5 separate regions of the Mus musculus genome follow, and regions 2, 3, 4 and 5 are each linked to region 1. Evidence: chromatin loops called from intact Hi-C (ENCODE). Cell type or tissue: heart. All regions are shown on one strand. Links, peaks and the distances in the headings refer to the core of each region. The heading gives the core; the rest is flanking DNA. Region 1 holds the start of Gm36048 (a long non-coding RNA gene). Region 2 overlaps Gm46361 (a long non-coding RNA gene). Region 3 overlaps Gm51985 (a long non-coding RNA gene). Region 4 overlaps Zfp36l1 (zinc finger protein 36, C3H type-like 1). Region 5 overlaps Gm46361 (a long non-coding RNA gene).

Region 1 (6,042 bases), core at 351-5,350:
CTCTAGCACGCCTGGACCGGAGGATCAAGCTCTTCTTCCTGTGGGCCTGTGGAGAGTCTGGAAGGGCAGACCTGCCTAACTGGATGTCCAGAGTGCTCTGTGTGGGCAGCTAACTGATGCTCTTGTTTTTCCCGGGCCTTGTCTATTTGGTCAGTTTTGTTCACCTGCTTTAAGGGAAAGAAATAGTGATTTTGCTCACTTGAAATGAAACTGTCTGCCACAGGAAATATTGTAACAAAGTGTAATCACCAAATTGAGATGAGGGTGAAATAGTTCATACTTACTTGTAAGCTGAAATTAGTTGTACTTCCAACCTGTGTCTTTGACTCTAAAGTGTGGCCCCTATAGACAGTCACAAATAGGTTGAAAATATAAAGATTAAAAGTTAAATAAATTTTATATAAATATATACCATATACTTTATAAATATACTATATAAGTATATACTATATACTTTACAAATGTACTATATATACTATACAAATATATCCTATATACTTTAAAAATAAAATTTTTAAAGAGAGAAAGAAAACCATATGTAAATCAATAAAAATAAACTTTAAGACAAAAAAAAAATTCTACCAGAAACAAAAATGGACATGTTGTTGTTAATGTCTGAGACAGGGTCTCAGTGTACAGTTCAGGCTTGCCTTAAATTCATGAACCTTCTGTTTGTTAAAGTCACCAAACCTGGCCTAAAGGGGAAAAAGATACAGGGTACCGACCTAACCAGGAAGATATTTACAATCGATACCCAGGGGCAAAGGGAAAATCAGTTTTCACCAGTGGAGTCTCGCTGGGTATAACAACCAACTCCAAAACAGACCCCATGTTCAAGGGTATTTGACCAACACAAAACTCTGTGGTTTTGTTTTTTGTATTTTTTTTTGAAAGAGAGAGAATATAAAGTTGAGTAGGTAGGGAGGTGGGGGAGGACCGGAGAGGAGCTGACGGAGAAGAAAATATAATCAAAATATAGTGTATGAAAAAAAGTTGTTTTAATTAAGGAAATGTTCCCCTGTCAGGAACACTTAACTATTATAAACATAAATGCATCTAAAAACTGAACCTCCAAAATAATATCTGAAACAAGAACAAGTTCAAAGGGAAAAGGCATCTATAGATTATCTATAGATAATTCAATAGTAAAATTAGGAGACTGCCATATCCCATTTTCAATTATGGATTGATCAGTTGAGCAGAATTTCATCAAAGAAGCAAAAGATTTGAAGAGAGCTGTGAACTTTTCAGTGTGCTCATCGGTCTCTCTAGACCACTTCCCGTGGGAGTGGCATACTCACTTTGAGTGGAGCACCCTCCAGTATGATCTGTATATGATCTGCATATGATCTGTCTATGGGGTTATAATACGGGTCTCAGCACATCTGAAAGACCTGAAATCTGAACAAACTTCTCCAGTTACAATGGAATCAAGTTAGTAACCAATAACAGGCAGAAATTTCAAAAATTCTGAATTGGGTACGGACTTGGAAATAAATAACAAAGCAAAAAATCAATCAGAATAGAAAATAGAAAATTGTGACCATTGAAATAGAATATATACTATACCAAAGCCTACATGACATAGTTGAAGTGGCATTCAAAGGAAAATCTATAGATTAAATGTATATAGCAACATTTATTGCATGTAAAGTACATCTTAATAAAACAAGTTCATTTTGAAAGATTAAAGATCAGCTTTACTGATTAAGTTTATATTCAAACACATGTGTATAGTCATCATATTTTTGCTGATTCCATTATATTGAGGAAAAATCACTGATACTTTCAAGTCACATATGATGTACACTAAAAAAATAAAACAAAACCCAGTGTGGCTAATAAGATATATGAACAAACCATACTCTTATAATAGTTATATGCATGTGAAAGTATTTAGGCAAGGATGAGCTAATGTTCACAATTTACTTTGAAGTGTAACAAATGCAGGTGAGTTGATAGATAACTAGGATGTAAATAAAAAAAGTGTTCATTATAAAGCAACATGATTGGACTATAGGTATTCATTAAAAACTTTCTCCATTTTGCTGTGTACTTAAATTTTCTAATAATGAAATATTGAGGAGAAAGCCGTGAGGAAAAGCTCCCCCTGACCATGTCCTATAACTTACTACACAAGGATCCCATTGGGCTGAGGAAACTCTGTTTTCCTTAAGGAGCACATTCTCTTCTAGATTATACTTTCATAATCCAATGTTATTAGAAGACACTTTGGAAACAACCACTAGAGAGATGCCATCAAAGAACGTAATAGTATTCTGTGGCAATATATGATCTCACAGCCTCAGGTGCAGAACTTCTAGGGGGTTTGTCCTAAAACCTAGGAAATCCCTATTTCATAGAGATTTAGGCCAGCTTACTTTCTATGACTAAATGTCTATGGGAGAAGTGACGTTGGCCAAATGGAAATAAATTAATAAAGCCAGGCTTACTGAGATACGGTCTATTTTCCACCCTGCCATTTCCAGCACTGTATACTTCTTGAGCCCGAGCCTCTCTGATGTGAAAAGACAACTTAGATGCCATTAAACTCCCTGCTGGCTCTTCTCTCATGCCTGTGGCATTGTTGCTGGAGCTTCTGTGTTCCATGGAGAGTGATTTTCCTAGTGACGAAGCAGATTCTAATCGGGGTCAGATCTAGAGACACACAGCAGCTGCCCCCGCCGCCTTTCCTGTAGTTTCTTCAACACAATGACAGGGAATTCCTACGGGAATCTCTGGGTATACTTCAGATCCCCCTCAACTTACTACCTCCTTGCAGACACAGACCTTCCTGTCTGAAGCATTTCCGGCCCTCCTGTCCCTTAGCTTGGAGGACTTTACTCAACCTGGGGAAGGGACAAGCCTTGAGGTTATTAATCTCTTGGATTACTTGATGCCAGGCCAAGCAGCTTTCCTCCTGGGCTTCCAATCATTTGAGGAACCCTTTTGCTAAGTCTTCAACAAGGAGGCAAAACCCTGGCATGCAAGATTATTGTCAGTCTCTTGGCAGAGCTAGAGGAAAGATGTGTTTGATTTAGCAATGGGTTTTATTAGCCCAGACTGCAAATGAAATGAGATAATAGGACCTGCATTGAAAGACATTTCGGAGTCCACAGGTTTCTCCCGAGCTCCTTAGTAGGACCACACATACAGATGAAAGGATCAGACATATCCTGCAAGCACATCCTGGCTCAAGTTATCAACAACTACAGAATCTTGCTGATCAATGGAAAGACTAAGAAAGAATTGAAAGGCTAGCAGGAAAACGTGGGTGAGTGTGCAAGGTGTCACTTCTGAGCTGGCTCTCGGTTGTTTCTTACCACCGTTTCCTCAGCTGAACACACTCCATTGTCATTGTCCGACAGAGAGCAGAAAGCCAGCCCAGCTAGCCACCTGCTCCTACGGGAAGAAAAGGTTTTCTGTACACTTTGACTCTGCCAAGCCCTTTACTCCGGCCCTCACCCTCAACCATTGTGAGCTCTAGGATGTGGGCGGGAAGAGGAAGAAGAGAAAAGAGGAAGGTGCTCATCACCAGGGTTAAAAGCAGCCTTCCGGGCATGGGAGCTGGGGAAGAGAAAGTGGGAGCGCTGGTGCCAGCCTGCCTCCGCGCATGGCTGCCTATTCAAACTTGCTTTCCTAGGCCACAAAGACAAAACTCACTGTTTCCTGAGACTGGGCTGTATTGCAGGAACTGATGGAGCCTGCCAGGACCAAATCTCTCCAAAAGCACCCTCCAGAATAGCCTTTACTCAAAACTCCAAGACCCTGCTCCCTATTGTGTACCCTGGCCAACCACAGAGGAGGGCCAGGCTGGGCTGCTCCAGATGATAGAACGCCTGTATCATAACATAGGGCACGGGCACTATTCCTGGAAGGTGTCCTCATCCTGGAGAAGGACTCCTGTGCCCAGCACTTTCCGTTCCATGGCTCCTTTTCCACTTTTAAGCCTCATAGAAGTAGGGTCAGGCCAGGAAAAACATATGATGCTATAGCAATCTGGAACCAATGGCTTGACTTTGGGTCCTGCCCAAGCGAAGTCTCTTGGCAGAGACTGGGAAGGTGGCCTGCTCTTTTCTATGGCATTTTCCAAGACCCCCGACTGGGGGAGAAACTACAGATAAGTTTTTTAAATAGATACAAGTCAGAGAAGGTCTGGCAGGTCATCACTTTATACATTTATTCTTTCCATCTTTTGCTCCAGAGAGGAACTTGTTTTATATCAAGAGCATTCTAGAAGACGTGGGAGCCAAAAGCAGCTGATTGTGATGGTGGCTGCCACCAAATGCTGTCGATTTGTCACCTCTAATCATGCTATGGAACAGCAGTGAGGGCTGGAGAGATGGCCCAGCAGTTAAGGGCACTGGCTGTTCTTCCAGAGGAACCATGTTTAGTTCCCATCACCCACACAGAAGCTTACAACTCCAGAAAGAATCCAATTTCCTCTTCTGGGCTCTGCAGGTACTAAGCACACCACAGTACATAAACATACATGCAGGCAAAACACCAATACATATAAAATAAAATAAAATAAAATAAAATAAAATTTAGTATGTGTAGTCACACACTCACACATTTAAAGAACAGTAAATGAAAGCAGTTTCATTCTCAGAGAGCTGCAGAGACAGCATGTATGCATGCCGGGTTAGGGAGAAATGACCCTATGCTGGGGAGATGAATACTAGTTTCTGGAAGAGGCAGCGTTTGCACCAAGATGAAAGGCTTAGGCATTCAGAGATGAAAGGCAATGCCAGTGTGGAAGTCACAAACCATGAGGCCACTGCACAGATGCCCTAGTCAGTTCTCTCCGCACCTCCTTTTGCCCCCCCCCCCCCATCTTGAATCATGCAATAACCTTACTGTAGGGAGGAAATGCCTTTATTTGCTAGTAGTTCTTTTGCCTTGGCTGGTGTTTTCAACCCCAGAGAAGTGGATTGGTCTACATCTGTCAAACTGGGGGTTGACATTTGGTGTTGCAAATATAGACTTTGGAACCCTCAGAGGCAGAGCCCGCTTTTTTTTTTCCCCCTACAAAGGACTCAGGGTTTTACTAGTCCCTAGGCCTCCTTGTAGGCCTATGTGCTGGAGAAGATAGAGGAACCTTTGATGCACACATGTACACACTGGAACTCTCCAAACACTGAACATAGGAAGCAGAGGAGCCCACGTTACCAGCGGTAAAGCTGTTTGCTTCAGAGGATAGTTTACCCTGGCGGGGGTCGGGAGGTGCACAGTGGCTCAGTGGGTAAAGTACTTGCTAAGGAAACATGGCTACCTAAGTTCAGATCCCTAGTACCCATGAAGGAAACCAGGCATGGAAGATTGTGCCTCTAACCCCAGTTCTCAGAGACAGGGTGCAGAGACAGGAGAGTCCTGGGGGCCTGATGACCAGCCAGGAGAGCCAAAACAGAGAGTGCCAGGTTTAATTGGAGATCCTATCTCAAAAAATATGGCTGAGAGCAATACTGAAGACATTAAAAGTCTAGCTCGGGCCTCCACACTCCCCCCATATGCTACACATACACACACATATACGTAGATGCTAGCTTTTAGTTTGAATGGTAAAAGGGGACAAAGATTTAGGACATTGGGTCATGTTTCAAGAGGAAAGAATCTTTGTGTATTTACAAAGGCATGGCAGCATTCCTTAGTATCTTCATTGACATTTATGGGGCTAAGACGTGATTTTTATATTCCCCCCCCCCCCACTAGTGTGTGTGAAACACATCTATGAAAACTCAGAGGCTATGTGGACTTCCCCTCAACCTCCAGCCCTTGTGACTGCACCGAAGGGTTTGTGATCATGAAGTGCTTTGGACTTTTAACCACCTTTGTTTGCTCTCCTTTAGGCGTCCTCCTGTTGGTCAGCTTGACATCTGGATTTTGTTCCCTATCCAAACATGCTGTGCATTCATTAAGTGTGGTTTGCTGACACAGCCCCGCCCTCTGAGGATGCTGAGCTTACAACCTGAACCCACACTAGGTTTTTGAGCCACAAATCACAGCTGATTTGTTTGAATAGCATTCCTAGTCTAGTTTCGG
Region 2 (6,042 bases), core at 294-5,293, 110 kb after region 1:
TGTTCAGGTACAGGCTGGGCTACAAATATAAGCCAGCCAGACCAGGGATGGGGAGTGAGCAGGAGGGAGGTCTCATGACGGAGACTCTCAGTGTGGCTATTTGTCAAACCACAGCACAGGGTTCCAGGTGGGCACACTACCTGATGCCTAAATACTCTGTCGGTGCTTGGAGAGCCTTCTTGTGGGTATGAGACAGCCATAGAGAGCAACCCAGCCAGCAACGAATGTCTTCGTTCTGAGGCAGGAACTCCGGCTTTCTCTTAGAGGCAGCACATGCTGAATTCAAACACCGCACTTGGTATATCGCAGTATTAGGTTCAGGTCCCAACTTTATGGGTCTCTCTGAGTAAGTGGGAGTAAGCTATATATTTACCCCGTGCCTCAGATTCCTCACCCGGTAAAGGAGGACAACAATACCTACAACAGAGGGTTCTTATGAAGATTGCAAAATCAGAAGTACATGCAAAGCATTTCCCCTGGCCTAGGGAGCAAGGCCCCATTAGCTGTGGTCTTCATTATCATGGAAGCTCCTCCCATCCTCCCCCCACAGACACTCTCTGAAGCTGGCTTTGTACAATTTAAGCACATGAAGAATCGACTTTTAAACTATAAATATCTTCATCCCCAGTTCCCAGAAAGCTTTTGGTTCTCTGTCTCTCTCTATTTCTGTCTGCCTGTTTTCTCGGTCTATCTCTTTCTGTCTGTCTGACTGTCTATCTCTGTGTCTTTCTATGTCTCTCACTCTCTCTGATGTCTCTCTCTGTGTCTCTGCTTCCCCCTGTCTCTCTGTCTCCTTTTTTTCCACAAGCCCTTGCAGTCTGCAATTTAGGATAGGCATGGCTTCCAAAGTCACCATCCTGATCATCCTGAGCATCAAAGTGACCCCTCCTGTGGACATTTGCCTCACTCCAGGGATATATAAAGAGGTGCTCAGCAGATGAGGACCAGACCTTTGCAACCGAAAATTCAACTTTAAAGTTCCAAAGATCTGTCCCAGGAAGGCTGGAGGGCTGTGTGATCTACAAGGTGAGACAGGGAATTTCAAGGTTGGAATCAAAGGCTCCTGAGCAGATGGAAAAAAAAAAGAAACATAGGTATGCAGCCACCCAGACAACAGCCAGTTAACCCTTCCTTTCCCAAGCCCACTGTTGGACTTTATGAGAGTCTCAGTCTCTGAATAGGTATGCCTCAGTTTCTCCTGCAAGCATGCTGTGACACATGGCAAACTTAACTTCTTTTACATGCTATATAATATCAAGAGCAATAAGATAGTATTATTTTATTGGTTCTATATTCTGTTTAATTTTTTGCGGGGGGAACACAAGACCTTGCTATGTACCCCAGGTCGGATTGAAAGTCATAATTCTCCTGCCTCAGTCACCCAAGTGTTGCAATTATAGGCGTGAGTCATCCATCATTTCTAATTCTGATTTTCTTCTCTGACTATCAGTGGTGAAGAGCTGAGTAAGTAAGAGTTGCTGTTACTCAGCTGGTGAAGTAGCTGGGTGGATTAGGGGTTTGCACAAAGCCTGACCACCCCAACTTTGACTCACTGGGACCCAGTGGTGGAAGGAGTGAACTGACTTCTGCAAGCTGTCTCCTGACCACCGCCTATATGTGTGCCCACACGTGCACAGATGAAGAAATAAAAATGTAATCAAAATCAAAAAGAGTCATTGCTGCTCTATAATGAAAAGATCTTCACTCATTAAAGGAACCCACAACGGATCATCTCATGCCTTCTTTAATAGTGCAACTTTGAAAGACATCCAGTTAGTGGCCCAGTGGTTATTTATTTATTTATTTATTTATTTATTTTCTACCTCTTCTGGAGTAGGTGACAGACACCACAGGGGAATGTTCAAGTGAAAAGCCCAGCATCCCTGGAAGACAAGAACAGAAGCCTTTGGACATCTGCACGGGACTCCATCACCAACACATCCAAACACTTTCTCGATCTGGAGGAAGAGCCTATCCCATGTTCCACAGAAGGCCCTGGCTCCTGCCAGTTCCTCCCTGGTTCACTGCTGGGAACCACAAGAGTGGCCTCTCTCATCCCTGCTGCCTCACTGGCCAGTGGAAGGGCAGAGTTGGCAGAAGAGCCTTTGTGAGCCTTGTTGACTCTGCTGGGTTCAGAGAGGCCTTCACAGTTGACTCAGCTAAGGAGAGTTGTTTACTTCCTGCAGCCTTGAGGTCTGCCAAGCACAGGGCCCAGCTGGGCAGTTCAGTGCCCGGGTCTCTCACTCCCACACCAGTACCTGTAGAGATCAGTGAACAGCCCCTGCTAGGCCGGCCAGACTGAGTCTGCACAAGCTGCCTTGGCCCTCAGCACAGACTCCTTCCTCCCTGCTAGTTCAGCTAGCCAGGCCTGCCTTAGTGACACTCCTGGGCTGGGTTTCTTTCTTTCTTCCTGAAGTCCAGAGCCCAGTTATTTACCCAAAGAAAACAGGGAAGTGACAAGGTAACAGAGTACACATGTTGTGAAAATATGCAGGCTGAGGCTGAAGAAAAGAAAACATTCTTCCATAAGGAACTGCCTTGTTAATTCATATTCTTCCCCCTCCAGATTAGAACCAGCCATTGCTTGTGCTCCTTCAAGTACTTTCTGTGGTTCCATGACAGCTGCCTACATGGGGCAAGATTTGGCTTGAAAAATGGGCCATCGGTCATGCTTTGGGTGGGGTGGAGGTTGTGGGGGGGGGTCAGACACTAAAATTCCCAGATAACTCAAATTCACTGCTCGCTCACTCTCTCGGCGGGATACAGGGGGGAGAGAGGTGGCATGGAGAATGGATTGTACAAACGTCAAGACATAACCTGATTTTCCACAAGAAGCCACAGCTCAGTAATGAACAGTCTTTGGAATGAGCTTTTCAACTCCTCTTGAAGTTGGTTTCCGATCCCTGGCAAACCCGGTCTCTGCAGCCTTGAGTAACGGCCACAGGCTGATTCTCGGCAATTAAAAATAATATTGGCCCTGATAGAGAACTCTTGGGCACCCCCCTCCCTTACACACCCTTTTCATTACGTGCCAAAGATTACTTTCCCAAACCTGTTTCAGAACAGCTGGCCGAGTTGGAGGAGCAGGCTCAGCCCTCGTGGCCTGGAGAGAGGCTGCAGTTATTAATAGCATTTGCTCTGCCTGGTGTTTGGGGCAGGAAGAGGGTGACCTGTGTCTGTTTGGAAAGTTGGGTCCTAATCAGTTTGGGGCCTGTTCTCTCTTCCCTGCATTCTTTAAACCTCAAGCTCTATGGATAGTGGCTGAGAGAGCCCACAGAGAGGCTGGGTAGGGCCAAATAGCCTCCCTATAAACCTTCAGGCTTCTCATTTCTTCCTTCGTGGTTGTTCTCTGCCTCTCAGTGGGTATTGGCCAGAGGACTGGCCAGGATCCTTTCAAGGGAGGTCTCTCACAGAGGCCTGGGCTGCCCCTGTTAGCACTTTCTGGTAACAGAGCCTGCTGAGCCTGGTGTTGCAGCTCAGGCCTGCAAGGCCGAGTGGGATCTGCTCCCTTTCCTAAAGGCTTGAGGGTGGTGTGGGTTGGGGAAGTATTTTCAGCCCTTACTGCCACAGAGTCTGTCAGCTTCCCACGGTCAGCACCCAGCAGCCTTAACCTCAGAATGGGTGGAAATCCCACTGTCTCCCCACACGGCCGACCACAACCACCACAAAGCACCTTCTCAAGATACCAGGATAGGGCTGGATTTCAGGCCTGGAATGCTCTTGATTGTCAGGTTGGGTTGCAGCTGAAGTGGAAAACCTTGAGAACAAGGCAGATTATGGGTCTGAGAACAAGGTCTCTCTCCTAGGTGGACATTTCTCAAGGAGAACACGATGGTGGGCAAGAAGCCATATCCAATCAGAAACCATGCACTCCTGGAGGAGGGTACCTCAGAATGAAAGTTTGAAACCTGGGCCACCCACCTTTGCTAGTATGCTTACATGGCCCCCGGTTCCAACAGGGGAGCACAGCCTCTCCCACACTGGGCCAGACTCCAGTCTCTGGCCATAGGTGAAAGACTATTTCCGGTGATTGTTTTGAGATATTTTATATCCAGTGTGTGAAAACATAATAGTGACCGGAAAAATACACACACGCACGCACACACCCTACAAAGGTGGTCCCATCCTTCACTAGAAAGGTCAGAGGACCCTTTTCTCATTTAAGTCCTTGATGTAGATCCAAGGGAAGCAGTTTCTTTGAAGTCAGCAAAGACCACAGCTGGCCCAGCTGCGAGGGTGTGGCTGGGGAGTCAGACAGGATGCGCTGCCTTATCAGGGGCCACTCTAGTTCCCGCCTATAAGGACCATGTTTCCTCCAGCAAAAGGTGACTTCAGAGCCATTTGTTCGGGAGTCCAAGGAAGACTCATTATAACCCAGGGAGCAGAGTGGCCTTATTCTGTCAAAGGCAAGCATTTCTGCTGGGGAGCTCCTACACAGTCCTTGAGTGTAAAACTCCAGGCATGCCATAACCTTGAACTAGCCCTTGACTTTCTCATATGTTGAATTTGGCCATCTTTGAAATCCCTGTAATATAACAAATGACGGTAAGCAGAAAGCCCTGGGTATGGTGGTGAAGACTCAGAGGGCAATGCCAAACAACTTTAAAAATCAGTCACGGGACTCCTGTGACTGACTGCTGGGCAAGGGTGGGACTCAGATCTCCCCCCTTCAGTCTTTAACCACCGAGTAGTAGGATCTGAGAGCCCGTGGTTGCCTGGGTCATAAAATTCAGCTTCCAGGGGCTGGATTCTTCTAGGACAGAGTGCTCACTACTCTCGAAACACATCTGAACTGCTGTTGGAAAATCTGTACCTTTGGCAATTTCTTTCTCACACTAAAGTAGGATCTGCCACTCAGGCTGATCTGACTCAGCCCTGAAGCTATTGTCAAGAGCAGCGGTGTGGCAATGTTCCAATGCCAGGGAGCACAGGCACAGCAAGAGAGCAGCCGCTCCCTCCTGCTGTTTACATCTCTAGCATGCTCATGGGTGTCCTGAGTCCCTGTTGGCTGGACTGATTCATACTTTTACCCTATGTGTTTTCATGATGGCTTGACATGCCAAGGTCAATGTTATCTTTTAGAATATTACCAAAACCCAGGTGCGGTGTGCATGCTTTTAATCTCAGCATTCAGGAGGCAGAGACAGGAGGATCTCTGTGAGTTAGAGGCCAGCCTGGTCTACTGAACAAATACCAGGGCAGCAAGGGCTTCATAGTGACACCCTGTCTTAAGACAATTTATATATATATATATAAAATAAAAATTGCTGGGCTAGAGAGATGGCTCAGTGGTTAAGAGCACTTACTGTTCTTCCAGAGGTCCTGAGTTCAATTCCCAGCAACCACATGGTGGCTCACAACCATCTGTAATGGGATCCAATGCCATCTTCTGGTGTGTCTGAAGACAGCGACAATTATTCAAATATATAAAAATAAATAAATCTTTTTAAAATTGCTAAAAAAGACACGAGCTATAGAGACTGGGAGATGACTCAGTCCATAAGAAGTCTTTGAAAACCTGAATTTGAATCTCCAATACCAGGATTAAAATCTGGGTGTGGCCACATGCCTCTGACCCCTGTACCTCAGCAAACAGAGACAGAGGCATCATCCTGGCTGCTAGCCTAGCTGTAGGCATAGACACAGGTGTGTGAACACACAAACACACGGGTGCACATACCACTCACACACCAACACATATAAACACATGACAGAAATAAAAATGAAGAAATAAGCCAACTTGGGTAACGATAATGACAGTAATGACAATATGCTTTATCCCCTGTGTCCTCAGTGCAGTGGAGAACGGACCTGGGCCTCTTCCCTCTGGGGATGTTGATCATTCTTATCCACCTCTAGTACCATCTTGGGTACAAGCTGATGCTACCAATAGATAGTTTCTTTTTCAATATACATTTCTGATTAATATCCCCACTCAGCTCATCCTTTCTCCATATATTAATATGCTATTGTTTTTAGAGACTTTTCAGACTCGTAGTAAAATTGAGCATCAAATAGAGAGTTCCCAGGCTCCACTGTATC
Region 3 (6,042 bases), core at 322-5,321, 130 kb after region 1:
GGGTAAGTCCCAGACGCTCATGCAAGTGTGAATACACATGGATTGAACCTAGATGTCCAGTGGGTTGCAGAAGGACTGTCAGAGGAAAGGGAGGAAGGACACTGGGTGGGAAGGGACTCGTGTGGGCAAAGCAGTATTTTAATAAGCAAGCCAACTCCAAGAGACCCGAGGTCAGGCAGGGAATGGATACCCATCACTACAATCCCTGCAGACTGCTAGTTACTGGATAAAAAGTCAGCTCCCTCTAGCTGTGAGCTCCACAGAGCCAGCAGCCAGGGAGTCCCACTCTTGGGCTGCATGCCAGTATCCAGCAGGATGCCTATACCCGGATGGCCTCTTAACATGGGTTGTCAGAGAAACCCTTCTGTAGAAGCAAAAGAGGACAAGAGAGCCATAAAGATCCTTCTGGGACTGGGGCATTTGGAGGAGGGGGGTCATCTTCCTAGCCTAGTTTTATGCTTTGAAGAAAATCCGGACCCCAGGCCTCTCCTAGACCCTCCTTATTGTGGAATGCAGCTCACTCCAGCCCTCTTGAAAGAATTGGACTCTGAAATCCAGAGCTAGCCCTGATGAAATGAAGACTCTGGACTAGAACTAAAAGGCCAGAAGATTCATATTCTCTCTCTCTCTCTCTCTCTCTCTCTCTCTCTCTCTCTCTCCAGTTCTCTTAAATGGAGTAGAACCAGGAACTCTAGCCACTCTAGTTATCAGGGCTCACACAAAGCATCTCCTTGCCTTAAAATAAATAAATAAATATTTCATATATTTTAATATATAATTGATTTTAAACACACACATATATGATTCTGAGCGCGCACGCGTGTGTGTGTGTGTGTGTGTGTGTGTGTGTGTGTGTGTGTGTGTGTGCTCGAGCACATAGACAGACACAGACAGACAGACAGACAGACAGACACACACACACACACACACACACACACGTATATAAAACAGGATCTTATAGTCCAGGGCACCTCAAACTCTCAGAAAGGCTCCTGCTTTAGCTTTCCAAATGCTGAGCTCATAGGTTTGAGCACTCATACCTATGCAGACAGGCCTCACACTGCCTTGTTTCTTGCTTCCACTGAGATTGAAGCAGCAGACTCTTAATTTGTTTGCTGGTCAGGGGTGGGGCGATTCTCTCCATCTTGTGAGAGAGACCATCTGAAAGAGATTTCATCACATCCATCTCCTGAGATAACAAAATCATATCAAAGTCTTATCCGAGCCCCCAGGGTGCAGCTGTCTCCTGTCATGGCCTTCTGATCCTCACTGAAGAGGTCCCTGCTGGCATCTGTGACTCAGTCCCAGTGTTGGGGTTTAACAGGCAGCCAAGTGAGACCATGTGGGACCAACTGCATGCTGTGGGCTCCTTGGTCCATCCTAGATCCTGGTGGGAAAGCTTTACTCCAGAGAAAGAGTGACACCAACCCAAATGGCTGTCAGAGTGGAGTGTTAAAGAAGATGGTAGGGTCCTGGAGTCTGCCTCCTGCTTGTTCCATGAAGAACCACAGACCCCACTGGATCAGGGAGTGAGCTTGCAGGGGCCCACTAGGTACCATAACACACATCACAGTCTGTGATACAGTGGTACTCAGAAAAGAGCCTTACAGATTTTGGTTCCAGTTTTGCACTTGGCAATATGTGGCAGAAGGAGAAGTGAGCCCTCTGCCTGCAGCTCCCTCTCTTTAGGGTAGGTGTGATACTACCTACCCCGTGGGGTTGATGGAGGCAGGGGACCCACACCGGCAGGCCCCAACCTCATGAATGATAGCATCCCAGAATTGTTCAAGGACCATTAATAGTAGTAGCCTTTCCTACCCTGATGTTGGGGTTTCAGCTTTTCCTCTAGCTGTCACATTTGTGTGCTGTCTGTGAGTATTATTAGCCCCCTAGTCATGAACCCTGTTTCCAACTGTACCCATGTATACTTTCATCTCAATGTGAAATATGGGTCCCAGGGAGCTGTCTAATGTAGACAACATAGCTATGTCGATGAAAGTTCCAGGCCTGGCCAGCCTGAAGGGGAAGCTCCTAGAAGAGAAATCAAATCTAGCCTTCCCAATGGAGTCTTCCAGAACCTTCCCCACTTCCCACAAGCAAGTAAAGTGGGGTCTGGTTTTCATCTCGTTCACTACCTGTGTTTCCTTGAGAGACAGCAGGATGTTGTTGCCATGACAGTGGTGTGTATGTGGAGCTGGGGGGAGGGTGGGGGGGCTTGGTAGTTTCCCTGAGGAGGTGGCATGCTCTGTGGCTGTGGTTCCATCTGTACACCTAGGCAGATGATATGGAGCATAGAGATAGATGAATGAGCCACAGGGGATGGGAGGTGGGGGGGACGGACTCTCGAGGTTTGCATGAATGCTGGGCTGATTGAGCACAGCTGTTCCCTCGGCAGTGCTTGGCTGCTGCTGCTTTTCACATTCATTTCATGGGAGGACAGAGAGGCAGCTCCTTGGATGGTTCTTGGAGTGTATGACTGGGAGACCTGGGAGTCCCTTAACAGTGTCTGGCCTCAGTTTTCTTCTGGAATGTAGTATTCATACAAGAACCTTCCTGAAGACCGATACATATATATATATATAATTTCCCCCCAACAGCAATGGCACATTTGCCAGAGGGTTAAATGAGGTGCTACTTAGCAGGAATGTGGCACAGAGAGTATTATCTGGTTGAGAGATGGGACCTGCCATTTTGGTAACTGTCAAAATGGGCAAGCCTGAGATAGTTGGCTCAAGCTGAAGGCACAAATAAGAGAAGGTGCTACAATTTGCAAAAATTAAACAGAGCCCCCAGCTCCTGAGATCAGCAGCTCCTCCCTTCCCCCTCCTTCAGCTGCAGAAGTTTAGACATGTGGTTCCCCAGGCTGCCCCAGTAAGCTAAAGCTTTAAATAAATACACACTCCAAACTGCCGTGCCATCTCTGCCCCCTGGCTGCCCCAGGCTCCTCCCTCTTCTTTCCTCTCTTGCCAGGAGCCAGGCCAGGTGGAGCTCTGGAGAAGGTATCCCTTCTGCTTGCACGTATGCTGTCCCAGGGGCCTGCGCAGGACACAAGGGGCATCCTGATCCAGTGCAGACTCTCCTCTTCCTGGGTTTGTTAGGAGCCTGACCGGCCCTGAGTCTTATGACTTCAACAGATGTTTCTGCTTAAGGAGTCCTGGCATCTTTACGGCCTGTTTTTTCCATTCTTGCCTCTCTTCCTCTGTCCCAGCGGCTCTGAACACAATTTAGACTTCATTTTCTTTCTAATGGTTACAGGGATAGAAAAGGCTAGGTTTGGGTTTAGGTTTTTTGCTGCTGTTGTTGTTGTTTCTTCTTCTTTTTCTTAACTTTTTTTTCTTAGCTCTTCTACACACACACACACACACACACACACACAGACAGACACACACACAGAGAGAGAGAGACTTCCATAGGTCTATGTTCCCAGTGTATGTTACTATCGAAGCAACATTGTTACATTGTGTTTCAAAGTCTCCTTTCCCATCTACCCATGCCTCGTATTCTTTGCTGTCCATCCCACCTAGATTACCGCAGGACTGATTGGAGTGTCCACTCTGATGTTGGTTCTGAAGGTTTGTAACCATCCCGGCCTAATGCCTGTCTTCCAATAAAGCATAAGGAGCCTCGCTACTGTCTATCAGAGTCTGGGGAGGCTTCTGCAGGTCAACAAGACTGACAGTTCCCCCCAAACTCTGTCTAGCTAGCCTACCTCTCTGGGCTCAAGGGGGGTGGGGGTGGGGGGCGGAGTTGACAGTTGTTACAAATGGAACCAGTTTTCCATGGGCAGGTTGCAGGCTTGCAACCAGCCCAACCACTCTTCAGATCACACCTGTAATTCCCTCTCACCTGCTGGCATGACTGGATGTTCCCAGTCACTTCCCCTGCAGGGCTTAGAGTGACCTATCCCAGGACCTCGGCTCATGATTTGTGTACGCCCCGGGCTGAGAGCTGTTCATTACCTGCCGAGACTGACAAGCAGACCAGAATTTCTCGTCTGGGCTCCCACAAGAGTCTAAGCAGTTCTTCCTGGAGTCCTAAATGTTGACTCACCTGGGTACTTAGCTGGGGTTAGACCTGTGTTTTACTGTATCCTTTGTTTAAGACTCACATTCTAGAATACTATAGTGTGGAGCTAGCTGCCCCAGGCTGTCCACTCCACCTTGAAGCTGACTATGAGGGCAGAAGTGGGACAAAAATCTTTTGGATATCCATCTTCAATGCCTTTTCCACAGAGAGCCTTCCCTGATGGCTAGGCCAAGCCCTGTGAAGTGTTCATTAGGTGACAACCCCCACCCGAAGAGGCTACCCTCCTGTCTCGCTCTTTCCCATGATACCACCACACTCATTTTTCTCGTGGCCTTCTCCCCCCTCCCCTTCCTATTTAAACACAGCACAACTCTGATTCTCGCTTGCCCAGGCTTTGGAGACAGAACTGTATCATCTTCTCCTTTTGAGTCTGTTTGGTGAAGGCAGACACTGCAAAATGGGTCAGATTCCCAATAGCATGATGTCGCACATAGGGATAGTGGGAAATGGATATTGGAATAAGATTCCGAAGGAATTCTGGGAAGCATGCTGTACAGCAGCCATGCCTAGAGCCTCCATCAGCCTGGCTTTTGACTTTACTTCATACTTGTCTACCATTGAAGAGGAACAAAAGCAGCCTCTTAGCTCTTTCGTCAGCAAATAAATCCCTTCAGAATTCCCCCACCCACAACATGGACACTTCCTAGAAACCTCTATTGACATCCTAATCCTAGAGCCCATGGATGGTCAAACTCATGTCTGCCCTAGAACCCCTCAGGATCTAACCTCTTCCCTGGGCATATGCCAGTACCCAGCCTTGGCAAGTGGAACAGTGTCGTGGTGGCTCCGCACACCAGCTGTATCAGGCATTGTTCATCCTGTTGCCGAGGTATCCTGCTGCTGGATGGGGCTCTGGTTCTACTGAGCAAGCGTTTAGAGACCCAAAGCCACACCAGGACTTGCAAACCTGTGCATACGTCTAATGGGACAGAGGGGGAATTCACATCTGGGTGTAAATAGCTGGCAACCAGGCCTAGGCTCTCTTTTCTTCATCACCAGAGGCCTAGTGGGAGGTCCTACGTACCTGGGCGGGTTGAAGGTGGAAATCTCTGGTCTGGCTTGATCATAACATCACTGTCATCCAATTATGGGCAAAAAAAAGATGGACTTCAGGACAGCCAGGGCTACACAGAGAAACCCTGTCTCGAAAAACCAAAAAAAAAAAAAAAAAAAAAAAAAAAAAGGACTTCCTCAGTCTCTGAACAGTTCCTTCTTGTCACTCAAGACAGGAATATTGATCCATTCCCAGCTTTTCTATAAACTTCCCCAATCCCAGCCTCAGGCTTGGAAGAGGAGATGGGGGGTAGTGGGTGGGGCTGTGGAAGGCAGCCATATTTCTGGCGCAGTAAATCTTTCCCTGGAGACAAGACAGCTGAGTTCATCAGCCAGCTCTGGGTCTGCTCAGAATGATCCCTCCCCGACCCCCAGAAGACCCTCAGCAGCTTGGGAAAGCACTGGCTCACTCCGGCGGGCGCTGGGTTTGTGTATATGGGACTGTCAGGCTGTGCAGGGGTGTCTGATGACATAGTAGAGCAGCTGAGAAGAGCAGACCTTTTGGAGTGGAGACAAAAATGTTAGCCTCAAGGGAAACTTGTGACCCCCCTCCTCCAGGCTTCCACCCCCCACAGGCTTTGGAAAGCCCACTCCAGGACTTCTCATGAGCAGCTGAGCCCATAGCCTCCTCTCTCAGAACGCCATTAAACTCTGAGTGATCGAGGGAAGAGGATAAGGATGTGTGTGTGTGTGTGTGTGTGTGTGTGTGTGTGTGTGTGTTTGTGTGTGCACAAATGTGCCACCATGTCTCTCTCGCCCACCCCTCTTTGCATTCTGCCATTGTTCACACCCCATGCCAGTCTCCTCATCTCATTCTCCTCGTTAAGCCTTCACCTTCATCTTCCCCTTCATTGCTTCTACAACTTTCTGTACCTCAGCAGAGGACAAATGGGGTCTGGACTT
Region 4 (6,042 bases), core at 464-5,463, 310 kb after region 1:
ATTTCCTGGATGTCCGGGTAGCCTGGTGCTTAGGGCCATTGCCAAGGACCTTTCTAACATAGTGGGACATAATGGGGCTGAAAGGCTGTTGCTTCCTTTCCTAAGTAGTTTCAGGCTCATCTCTTCCAATTCAGTTCTAGATGGTAGGAATCCAAGCCACCGGTCTGGACAAACTGAAGCTTTGAGCTCCTCGGGGAAACACTTAGATGGGATTTGGAGTGAGGGTCTACAAACAGTCAGCTTCCCCAGGTAACATGGAGCCTCCCTTGGCCTTTTCACCCTTCCAGGGCCTTCTGGATTCAATACATTCCCTTGTTATCTAACTCCAAACACTGACCTCAAAAGAAGATCGTCAGGGTGGCTGCAAGACCCGTCTGAACCCTACTTATGATGTCATGAAAGGCAGAATTAAATGTCCACCACAGGCTCTCTGGCTAAAGTGAATGAGTTCAAGGCGATGGACTAATTGTCTTTGCTTTTAATCAAAATGGAAGATCATCACTACCACCCAAACACATGCTTACACACACACACACACACACACACACACACACACACACACACCAGACTCACACCACACACTCACACTCTATTACACACACACACACACACTCACGCACCAGACTCACACCACACACACACTCACACTCTCAGACCACATACACACACACACCAGACTCACACCACACACTCACACTCTATTACACACACACACACACATTCACACACCAGACTCACACCACACACACACTCACACTCTCAGACCACATACACACACACCAGACTCACACCACACACTCACACTCTATTACACACACACACACTCAACACACCACTCACACCACACACTCACACTCTCAGACCACATACACACACACCAGACTCACACCACACACTCACACTCTATTACACACACACACTCACACACCAGACTCACACCACACACACACTCACTCTCAGACCACACACACACGCACACCAGACTCACACCACACACTCACACTCTATTACACACACACACACACACACACACACACACATTCACACCACACAGTTAATTTTCCCTCTTAAGAAATGAAAAGCCTGGGTTCATCTCAAGCTCCAGGGCTGCCTCTTTTCTTCCTGTATCAATCAGCCCGTCCTGGAGAAGAAATGAGTCCCCATATTTCTACCTCACATGCCTGACAAGCAGTAAGCTTGGTAAACCAAGTAACTCTTGAAATGTCCAGAGAATACTGGTAATTCATGCGGTATTGAACACTGTCTGCAGCAGATCTATGGAGGACAGTGGTATAAAGGTGAAGATGGCTCAACCCTTAAAACTCGCTAACTGTAAGAAGCCAAGGGCTCAAATATCTCTGCCCTCCCCAGGACTCAATTCTCCCAGACCCTACTCCTTTAAAAGAATCACTTTCCAGCAGGGTCCTGGTGACACATGCCTTTAACCCCAGCACTCAGTAGGCAGAGGCAAGTGGATCTCTTAAGTTTGAGGCCAGCCTGGTCTACAGAGAAAGTTCCAGGACAGCCAGGGCTGCAGAGAAACTGAAAAATCCAAAATTCCAAAGAGAGAGGGGGAAAAAAATCACTTTCCAGGGGCTCCCTGATCCTGGCTGTCTGTCTCAGGATCCTCCTGCCTCAGCCTCCTCCAGCAACTCTTGCGCCACAACTGGCCTACCACCTCCCTTGATGGGAACTACTGACTTCCTATACAGTCTATGTTAACCTCCATCTTCCCTTTCCAGCCCTGCAGTCAAATCCAGGTGCAGACTGCCCTTTCCCATCCTGGTGGCTCCTCTGCAGGCAGGCAGTGCTTCCTCATACCGGTTCAGGGGTGTACTGAGGCTAGGACCTTGACTAGGTTAATGCCTATGAGACCAATACCTATGAGCCCTTGACACAGTCAATGTAAGCCAGCAAGTGCAGCATGGGCTATGTACTTTATCAGTAGCACCCTGACCATCCCCCAAAGGAAGTTCATAGTGGGAAGACTGGATGATCCTGTCACAGCTCCCTACAGTAGCCAAGGTCACACAGGTCAGCAAGGATACCCTGGACCTGCTCTCTGCAGGCTCCTTTGCTAAAAAAAAAAAAAAAAATAAATAAAATAAATAAAAATAAAAAATACCTCCGCCCCACCCAAGCTGAGTGACCTTAAGGCATCAACATCCAGAGTTATGGGTTTAGCTTTAAAGATGAAAGACCAGCCACCTCGTTGCCCCAAGGAGTGTCAGACCAAGGAAAAACCTATAGACAAATCATTTCTTGAAAAACGGGGTTTATTGATTTTTAAACTGCAAATAGTCGTTACAAAAAGTTTTTTTTTTCTTTTAAATAAATTCACACAAAGAAAGAGAAATAGAAAGCGACGGTAGTGACCAGCAAGAGGAATAATAATTACATTCATCTTTATGTGTGTGCGCCAGTTGTTTATGTCAACATTGGAAAACTCCAACCTGGAATCCAGAACCACAAATCTGCGAGCGGAATGTCTTGAGATGGGCACATGGAATTCAAAGGGTTTTTCTCTTTTTTTGTTTTCCCTTTTAGAAGCTATACATAAAATGGTGGTTTTCCTTCTGTACTGTCACAGAACTTATACATACATTCTCAGTCCTACCTGTGAAAGGCCTAAGGAGAAAGAAACTCAATTTGCAGTCCAACACAAAGGGGAGAATTTCTAAAATAAATAATCCAACAGTTTTTTGCATTTTTTTAAATTAATTTTTCATTTTTTTAAAATAAAATAACCAAAAAAAGTGTAAAGTTACAAAAATGTTGTTGAAGAATAATATATTAAAACTGTGGAAAAAAGGAAAGACACGTCACAAAATTTTAAGATTAATATGAAGATCATAATTTAACATAAAAGAATATATTCTATGGATTTGTCATCCCGATAAATATGAACAAAATTAACAAAAAAAGCATAGTTTGGCAATAAATACGTTTTGATAAGTTAAATAAGCTTTTTTATATTGATGTGCAGTGATAAGCAACATTTTTGCTCTCCAATTTCTGAAAGTTAGATGAAGTTTAAACCCAGGGAAAAAAGCATTGTGTGGGGGCTCTAAGGTAGACCTAAGGTATTCTAGAGCAAAATCCATTAAAGCTACTTCTACAGGAAATCGTTTTACACAGATATTGTATGTGGAATGCAGACCATTAACTGCTCACCCCTTACATGTTTTTTTTTGTTGTTTTTAGCTTTTCTCTCATTTGTTGTCATTTTTAAGATGTCACATATGAATTGGGGAACTTTAGCACCAAAATCAAGTCTCTCATAGTCCATCTAGTTTCCCCTTCCTCCCCACTTAAAAAAAAAAGAAAAGAAAGAAAGAAATTAAATCACGAAGTCCCACTTATGTCAAAACCTTCGTCCAACTTGTTCAACCTTTGTCCCTGGAGACCTACACAAACCCAGGCAAGATTAGTCAACAGGGGTTCGGGCTGGGAAGTAAAAGGTTTTGAAAGTCAAAATAGACCCCTCCCCCCAAAAAAACCCCAAGTCCAGCAACAACTCTCTGAGGGAGGTGAGTAACTATAAGGAAGAGGAAGAGTGTGCGGGAGACCGAAAGAAAGGTGCACTTGTGTGGCCAGCTGGGGGAGCTGCTGGTTGCGGGTCACCCCACCCCCACCCCCAACCCCACGGGCAGAGGCTCTGGGAGGCCCACGGGTGCCCCCTGGCGTTGAAGAGGTAATGTAGTCACAGTGACAAAGTTAGATTACAAGGCACTAAGTTGCTTCTGTAAACGGTTACTGCTTTTTTTCTTTTGTGATTTGGCACTTAAGGCTTAAGCCGGGGGGGGTGGGGGGGGGTAAAAAAAGGCATCTACTGACAAAAGATGGAACTCTGTTATGCGTGGTTAAGTGGGCTATGAAATGGAGGGAGAGGGTTTCAAGCCAGAAGCTACCAACAAATTGACTTGTCCTTATGTGGGGGGAGGGTAACATACCAAGGTTGTTCTGGGAAAGGGGCTGAGCTTAAATGTATCAATGTGGGGTTTGAGGGAAAGTTAGGGGGTGGGGAGGTGAAGGGAAGAGATGGGGTGGAGAGGTGAAGGAGGCATGGGGGGGGGTCCCTCCCTACCCTGGCTTAGTCATCTGAGATGGAGAGTCTGCTGAAAATGGGCAGGCGTCTTGAGTTGTCCAAGGTAGGGGAGTCTGAGCCACTGTGGCTGGAGCTGGAGCTGCTCAGATAGCCCTCGTGGTCCGAGAGAGAATCCTGAGGGCTGGGGGGAGAGTCAAACATGTGAGGGGATTCGGACATGGGCCGGAAGAGGAAAGTGGTGGGGGAGCCTCCCCCAGGCAGCCCCATGCTAGGAGCAAAGAGGCTCGCCAGCTCCTGGCTGGAAAAGGCGAAGGGGTTATTGGTGCCATCGGGCAGAGTAGGTGAGCCCAAGAGGTCATCGGCGCTCAGGATAGGGGGTGGGGTGATGGATGTGGGGCTGTCCAGCAGCCCCGTGGCAGCGGCGGTGGCAGCGGCACTGGGAAACCCAGCAAAGCTAAAGCTATGCTGGAGGCGGGGACGGTCAGCGGAGAGGTCTCGGCCCCCCGCCAGGGCGCGTCGCTCCTCGGCGTTATGAATGAAGTGGCAGCGGGGCCCGTACGGGCAAAAGCCGATGGTGTGGAAGGTGCGGCACAGCTCCGTCTTGTACTTGGGGTGGCGGGTCAGGCTGCGGAGCTCGTGGATGCCATGCGCGAACTGGCACTTGTCCCCGTACTTACAGGCACCGTTTTCTTCGAAGGGACGGCACAGCTCCGTCTTGTAGCGGCTGGAGTTGACCTGGCCGCTCCCAGGCTGCTTCTGGGTGGGCAGCAGCCGCTCGCCCCCTTCGGAGAAAGAGCGGTCTCGAAAGCGGCTGTCGCGTGAGCTCAGGGACGGGGCCGGCTCACCCTTAAGGCTGCTGAGAAGCTGGTTCTGATGGAACTTGGAGCTGGGCAGAGTGACCGAGTGCCTGCGAGGGAAGCCCCCGCCAGCAGGGGTGCCCACTGCCTTCCTGTCCAGCAGGCAGCCCCCAGCGCTGGGAGTGCTGTAGTTGAGCATCTTGTTACCCTGGGAGGGGAGGGAAAGAAAGGGACGGATGAGTGACTGAGGACATCCACGAGGCCAGGGCATGGTGTCCACAAAGGACAGCACCTCTCCATCTGATAGGCCAGTCTCTCTAAAAGGAGCCACCTGGATTTATTTTGGCACTGCTCATAAGAAACCGCAAAATCCTGCCGTGTGTGGAAGAAAAAGTTATGTATTCATCCCGCCCCGTGCTGACCCGATATGTAGCTTCCTCCTGTCCCTAAAGCTAATTTTCCCCCCTCTAAAATCCGGGCCCCGTTTATACATTCCTCAACTCAGAGAGCCTTTCACACAAGACAGTCCCTTTTCATTTCCCTCCCCCTAAAAGAATCAGGTAAACCTAGTTTAGAAGTTTGGAAGGATGAGCCAAATCCTCTCTCAATCAGTCCCTGCTTACCCGCCCCCCCCCCCCCGCCACCCCCACCCCCACAAAATCTGGCCCCACACTCTCCACCATTTCCTCTTCCACAAGTGTGCCCTTCCTTTGGCAACAGGTTTTCAAACTGTGCTTTTTCCTTGCTTGTGGAAGGGCCTAGTCTGGGATGTGGGTAGAGGGATATAGTGTCTGAAAACACAAGGTTCGGGAAGGGTAGGTATCCCACACCCTGGGAGGGATTTTCTCCCAGCATTCTCCACCCCCTTCACTAGGAAGATGCCTTTGCACTTGGTTTCCTGGCTGCGAGAGAGCTCTGGATAAGAGCACCAGTGTTTAATCTTGAACCAAAGCTGCAGACGAGAAGGAAAGCACCAGCACGCTCACACTCCCCGACTCAGTCAATTGGGGGCGGGGGTGTGTGAGTGAGCAAGGACAGAGGCTGCCACAAGCCCTAGTCACCTGCCCAAACTACCTAAGATTTAGAAAAGAGTGGGGGTGGGAGACTTGAAAGTTATCTCCAGGCCCCTGACACATGTGGGTGTGTGTCATTGTGCAAATTCTAAAGTTAGTCCCTTAGGATCCGCAGCAGGGGATC
Region 5 (6,042 bases), core at 686-5,685, 92 kb after region 1:
AAAAACAGCCATTGCCAGCATGCAGACAAATGAGCTTGGTTCTAATCAAACTCACATTACAGAAGTAGAACAGGAGCTGGGTTTGGCCCTAGGACCACATTCTGCCAACCACTGCTCCATTGTGACTCTTCTGCTCCCCTCTGCCTCCTTCTCCATGGTTAGCTATTTATAAGCTCAGACCTCCCGAGGGGCTGGTCTTGAAGTTAAGGACTTTTGCTCTTAGATCTCCCCAGATCTCTAGGACTGAGAAGCTGTTTGGCAAAGGCAAGTGGTTGAATACCAAAACAGCCGCAGAGAAACAGCTTCCTCAGGCCTTGGCGAGACTGTCACACATTTCAGAGCAGATATAATGGTAGCAAGGTCTATAGAAACAGGAATGAGGCCGTTAAAGATTCACTAGGAGAAGGGACAGATAACCAGACCAATCCCAGAGATTCTGTCTACCCCTTTCCTCTGCTCCCAATTCCCCGCTTCGCATGCCTCCCACTTTACATCCCTACTTAAAGTCCTCCCCTTTGCATGGAGGCCACTTCATGTGCTCTTGTAACCCCAATACCTTGCTTTACCAGGATAGACTCAGATGGAATCATTTCTTCGATCTGTCAGTGAGTGCCTTATCATTCCAGAAAATAATTAAGCAACGAGAATTGTTTCTGTGTCCCTGGCAGGAAAAAAAGGGGGCAGGGGCAAATTATTTTACCAGGCATGAGATTTAGTAACTTAATTCTATTGTTTAAAATGAAAGGTTATATGAAAATCCTGACAGATGAGCTTAGAGAGTTTGCAGCGTGTTTCTAATGGGATAGTCATCGTCCTGCCTTCTGGCCTGTCATGTTTGTCTGCCTGTCATGTTTTAACTCACAGCTTCCATAAAACCCCCAGAAAACCTTGTTTTCAATCCCATAGCTACAGCTGAGAGCAACCCTTCCCTGTCTTTATACAGTGCTCTGTGATGGTCAAAGCACTTAGCACAAATCACATTTCATAGATGAGGCAATTGACGCACATTAAAGGACTTGCTTTGATTGGCATTGCTGAGACCTGGGACTCCCACCTAAGAGCCCTACTCATTAGACCAGGCTGACTCCCAGGCATCAGAATGAAACAGCAGTGAGAAAGGAAGCCAGGGGCTGGAAACGGCTCTTCAGTTAAGAGAACTTGTTGTTCTTCCAGAGGGCTGGATTTAAGTTCCAGCACCTACATCATGGCTCACAACGCCTATAATTCTAGTTCCTGGGGGCATCCAATGCTGTCTTCTGGCCTTCTTATTCTGTGTACATGGTGTACATACATGCAGGCAAACCATCCAGACATATAAAATACAATTTAAAATGAACAAGAAAAGAGGAGCCAAGCAGTATTTTAATCCTATTTGGAATTCCAAGGAAACCTTGGAAAGAGTATCAGAACTTTGATGGTATTTGTTAGTGTGGCCCAATAGAAGAGTAGATACCTTAACAAACTTTGCACAAGACACATACATCTTGAAATCAAATCGACTAACCTTCTTGGAAATAGCAAAACTTTACACTAGAACTTGGCTTGAATGAAGAGATTCACAGCAAGCCTGAATCCTCATCACCCTTGTAAAATGATTCAGGCACCCCAGCAAAGACCCCAGTGTCTTGCTTGTGCTTGACCATGAAGGTCACCCTTCACAATGGAAGGTTAATACTGACTCCAAAGTGAGCGAGCCACTGTCTCCATCACTGCCACTTACTACAGCCTGTGCTCCGTGTTCCTTGGAAACCTCTTGCCTCAGCTTGGGCTTGACCCAACCCACTTAGAAGGAGGAGAGCAATTTTACAGCCCTGCGTGGAGTGACTCCAAGCCAGTCGTATCTATTTCCAAGTGATCTGACGCAGCAAGCAGATCATGTTTCCTTTGGAGGCTTGGCTGAGAAAAGCTGGGCTGGCAGGTCTGAGCCAGAGTGAATAAAACGACTGTCAAGAAAAATCCCAAATGGCCTCTAAGGAGGGAGGACTAATGAAATGCTCAGGTCAGAGGTGGGGTGCTTTCTGGGGAGATTGTAAAAAGAAAGGAAGATGAGGTGAGCATGTGTGAAATTTGCAAGAGTCAACAATGACAGGGGACGCCAAGCACACTGGCACATGCCCAGAACGTTCCGAGAGCAGGCACCTAGCCTGAAACAACTCTCTCTCATACACACAAAATCTAACTCTTAATTTGAAGCGTACCTTTACTCAGAATTTTTATTGGAATTTCTTACGGTTGGTTACCTGTCCACCTTGCCCCCATCCTGCCAAAGCCAGCAGCGATTCTAAGTGCTTTGCCAAAGACCAACAAAGCCCTGTATTCAATTATTCTTGTCTCAGGGAATAGAAATTAGGGAATTCCAGGAACGGGATGTGGGAACAACTGAGAAGCTAGGCTTCACTTGAGATCCTTGAAAAAGAAATAAATACCTTGTTGTTGGGATAGAAATAGAATTGGGTCTGCACAGATCATTTGAAAGGAGAAGCCAAGTCTTAGGACTGGCTCTAGCCCGCTGACTTTCTGCTCAGGATGATAAGAGCAGACCATTGACCATCAGATCCCACGGGCATGTGTCTGGCTCTTGGTTCTCTTCTTTGGCTGTACATGGGGTATTTTAAAGGGCAAGACACGGGGACAAAGCTGTTTTTCTTGAGCAAGAGGTGTGTGCGTCCAGCTCCACACTTGTCAGTGAAGCCCTTTTCCATCCAAACAGCTTGGCCACTGGATATGGTAGCAGCAAACGGCCACTTCCCCTTGCCTCATGCCCCTGACAGTCAGCTGGCCTGTTTCAGGGCCCTACTGTGTGCCAGTCATTGTCTTGGAATGGAACCAGAATGCCCTTGCCCTTGGTGTCTTGTCTATGTATCTGGACAGGAGACACCTGGGGCAGAAACAGTGTGAGAAACACTGGAGATTTGAGAAGAGGAGCCACCAGAGTAAACATGAGGACAGAAGGGGTCATCCCTAAGGTCTTTATTCTCCTTTAAGGACCCCACATTGATTTCCAAAATATCAATTATCCATTTGTTATTTAGATAGGCTTGGGGTTCAACATGAAGTGGAATATGGAATATAAAAAAGGATTGCAAGGAAAGGGCTCATGTGGCTTAGTAGGTAGAGTGCTTGCCTAGCACGTATGAGGACCTGTGTTGAATTCCCAGCTCGGCAGAAACCATGTGTGGTGCAAGCACACATATAACCCCCGGGTTTGGGGTGGAGATAGAAGCAAGATAATCAGAAATTCAAAGGTCATCCGTGGTTCTAGAGCGGGTCTGAGGTCATGAAACTGTCTGTGGAGCTGGAGAGATGGCTCAGAGGTTAAGAGCACTGTCTGTTTTACAAGATGACTCGAGTTTGAGTCTTAGTACCCACAAGGTAGCTTACATGGGCCTGTAACTCCAGTTCCATGGAATCCAACTCCCTCTTCTGGCTTCTGTGAGCACTAGCTAGGCACACATCCAGTTCACAGATAAAACACCAAACACCCCACCCATACCAGTTCTGAACACAAAGACTAGCACAAACAGCTACTGTGTTTGAACAGTTGTCTCCCATTTGTAGAGTAGAGAGAGAACCAAGAGTGGCCAGATCCCAGAGGGAATCTGCCATAGCCGGTGTGTGTGTGTGTGTGTGTGTGTGTGTGTGTGTGTGTGTGTGTGTGTCACATTCAGGTTGATGTTGGCACAGATGGAAAGGGCAGATGTCAGTGAGAGAGGGAAGATCAAGAGTGGTTTTAAGTTTTCCATTTGGGTATCTGTGGGATAGCAATTTTGTCAACTGACATAAAAGAGACAGGGGAGGAACATGTGAGGCGATTGTCATAGGAGGCAGGGTCATGATAACCAATATGCTTTAGACATGTGTGATTGGAGAGAACCACACAATGCCCAGCTCGAAGTGTCCTGTAGGCATTTGGAAATACATGTGGGAAATTCAGGAAGATGGCTGGGCCTGAGATCGTAGAGCATGGGTGGTAAGTGAAGCCAGCAGAGTAATAAGGTCACTCAAGCAGAACAAACATATCTGAAAGAGCAAACAGAAGCCCAAACCTAGAGAAGACACCATTTGATGCGGCAGCAGCAAAAGACGCTGGGGAGGAGACAGAGGGAGAGATCTAAGAGGTAGGAGGAGGAAAAAGGAGGACTTCCAGCTACTGTTGACAACAGGTCAGGGCAAAGGTCAGTGGGTATAGGAGCTGTCACTCTGGGTAAGCAGTCTGCCCAGTTCTTAGCAGGTTACTCTTACTGGGGAGCACTTAGGGATACTGGGCCATGAGACAAGCGAGCTGTGTCCATCAGGACTTACTTACGTCACCTACCATTTCTAGATGTGGATGAGTGCTGAATGTCCTACCTATGTAGGGAAGGCCTTAGCTTGACCACACCATTAGCTCCTGTCTCTTACTACCTCTTACCAAGAACAGCACTCATGGACTAGATAGGTGAACAGCCCATATATAGAGGTCTGGGTCCAGGTTTCAGAGTTTTAGATGCTGGGGTTAGTCCTCATGTTAATGCTGATCTAGGTCTCTCCTTAGGCTAGCCCCCTTCCTCAGAAACCCCTGCCACATCCAGACCATCTCTAGGGATATCCCCATCTGCCTTCCTTCTTGTCACAATGATGTCTGCATTTACTGTAGTCGCTGAAGTAGACAGAAAAATGGCATGAAAACTTATAGAGAAGACGGTACAGAAAACCTATCGCTGTGAAGACGCTTTAGCTCAAGTGGGGAGAGTTAGATGGGCTAGGTACCCACTCACTCCACAGAGCTCGGAATGCACGTATCTGTAGTGAATCATGAAGGGAGGGGACGCAGCCTGGTCCTCTAGTCTTCCTCCTCCTTGGAATACATAGGTCCCTTCTAGCTGATGCTCTCTGAGGGACAGGGTCATCTGTCTTGTGTACTTTTCCAAGGTATCCTTCCTCCCTAAGAAAGAACAGGCCAGGCCCGAGCAAAGCATATTGAGACACCCCGACATCGAACACTCCTCGGCCTCCCTGGTCTCATTGTCCACAGCTAAATCACTCTGACCTCCAGGCCATTATTATCAATGGAGTCCTTTTCCATTTCTTCATGGGCTGGTCAAGACTACTTAGGAAGGGGACATACAAGATGCAGTCACTTTACTAAACGAATCCAAAGCAAAACCCAATGGAGACCCCACCACTATGTACACATGGAAACTCAACTTTTAGGGGTCCTGCTTTGGAGGCTCAGTGAAACCTCCTGGAGACAGAAAAAGCCTGGAACAGCTTTTTAAGAACTCTCTGAAGCCAGACGCGTTTTTCTCTCTCCTCCTTGCTTCTCTTGGTCTAGGAGGCTGCTGGCCTGCTTCCCGTCTTGCCCCCACTTCTCTAGTGCCCAGAACCCCTGCTGAGATTGTCCTTTTCCTCTGGGACTCCCCCTTCTCCTCCCCCCAGCCCAGCCCAACCACTTACCTCCACTGGGCTCCTGCGTCACTGCTATTCATCTCCTTTAGAGCTGGGCTTGGCTGCAGATGCTGTCAATATGGTAACTTTAGACTCCCTGATTGGAAAGGCTTGCAAGGCCAGTCAGACAGCCCAAGGAAGAGAGCAGTTTGATTTACTCCCTGCAGCTTTGAGCTGGTCCTGCCCCTCCCTCTTTGCCCGAGCTGTGACCTCCTCAGGTCCCATCCTGTGTTCACAACAGAGGGGAAGAGAGAGGAGACTGGGCGGTGATCTAGGTACAAGGTTGGCCAACAGCTCAGGAGGAGCTGAGGAGCCAGAGGTGCAGGCCATAATGAGCATGGAGTGGGTGCTGGTGGGGCAAAACAATGCACAGGGCCTGAGACATGAGGATCATCCTCCCACCAGGGCCATGATGGGGGCATCCTACAGGTAACAGGGAGACCCTGAGGCCCCTGGCCCCTCTGAGCTTGTTCCCTTTTCTGTCTTTTCTCTCCTGAGCTCCCTGATTGGGAGCTGTCACTTCTGGGGGACTTCTGGGAATTCTCAAAGTTGTTAGCTACCCTCTGAGACCTCTTCCAGTTCTTAAGACCTCATCTGCATTTGATTTCAGGATGT

The links. Hi-C counts contacts between places; a loop is a spot of excess contacts. Peaks named below come from ENCODE experiments on the same cell type or tissue, not always from the same donor. Only the 100,000 strongest peaks of a DNase experiment are listed, where the experiment ranks them.
Region 2: it touches region 1 in a loop (2.0-fold over the local background); 4 of 42 quality-filtered maps call a loop at or near these places.
Region 3: it touches region 1 in a loop (4-fold over the local background); 2 of 42 quality-filtered maps call a loop at or near these places.
Region 4: it touches region 1 in a loop (8-fold over the local background); 5 of 42 quality-filtered maps call a loop at or near these places.
Region 5: it touches region 1 in a loop (2.1-fold over the local background); 2 of 42 quality-filtered maps call a loop at or near these places.

What each region holds. Positions count from the first base shown.
Region 1 is chr12:79,793,716-79,799,757 of GRCm38, forward strand. The region is part of intron 9 of Rad51b (RAD51 paralog B); the gene reads left to right. It overlaps Gm36048 (a long non-coding RNA gene), which reads right to left and starts at 5,222. Exons shown (of 5, transcript XR_003950298.1): 1 at 4,861-5,222; 2 at 285-342. RefSeq lists an enhancer at 2,079-4,657. In heart, for the core only: no CTCF peak of the experiment used is centred there; DNase peaks (open chromatin) are centred at 2,726 and 3,516; H3K27ac peaks cover 1,564 bases.
Region 2 is chr12:79,902,913-79,908,954 of GRCm38, forward strand. It overlaps Gm46361 (a long non-coding RNA gene), which reads left to right. Exons shown (of 2, transcript XR_001780641.1): 2 at 913-1,670. Among named protein-coding and RNA genes, the nearest start is that of Gm51985, 4.6 kb to the right of the region's middle. In heart, for the core only: a CTCF peak has its summit at 3,083; DNase peaks (open chromatin) are centred at 2,279, 3,009, 4,229 and 4,929; H3K27ac peaks cover 4,340 bases.
Region 3 is chr12:79,926,127-79,932,168 of GRCm38, forward strand. All of the region lies in intron 1 of Gm51985 (a long non-coding RNA gene), which reads left to right. It overlaps 9430078K24Rik (RIKEN cDNA 9430078K24 gene), which reads right to left. Exons shown (of 4, transcript NR_131074.1): 2 at 5,111-5,225. Among named protein-coding and RNA genes, the nearest start is that of 9430078K24Rik, 7.1 kb to the right of the region's middle. RefSeq lists an enhancer at 1-726. In heart, for the core only: a CTCF peak has its summit at 2,964; DNase peaks (open chromatin) are centred at 2,395 and 3,055; H3K27ac peaks cover 4,483 bases.
Region 4 is chr12:80,105,496-80,111,537 of GRCm38, forward strand. Zfp36l1 (zinc finger protein 36, C3H type-like 1) reads right to left here. Exons shown (of 2, transcript NM_007564.5): 2 at 2,265-5,053. The coding sequence ends at 4,094. Among named protein-coding and RNA genes, the nearest start is that of Zfp36l1, 4.5 kb to the right of the region's middle. In heart, for the core only: CTCF peaks have their summits at 3,572 (motif pointing right) and 4,966; DNase peaks (open chromatin) are centred at 1,828, 3,626, 4,316 and 4,996; H3K4me3 peaks cover 1,945 bases; H3K27ac peaks cover 1,927 bases.
Region 5 is chr12:79,885,564-79,891,605 of GRCm38, forward strand. The region is part of intron 1 of Gm46361 (a long non-coding RNA gene); the gene reads left to right. Among named protein-coding and RNA genes, the nearest start is that of Gm46362, 4.1 kb to the right of the region's middle. In heart, for the core only: a CTCF peak has its summit at 3,435 (motif pointing left); DNase peaks (open chromatin) are centred at 1,128, 1,838, 2,698, 5,638 and 1 weaker place; H3K27ac peaks cover 903 bases.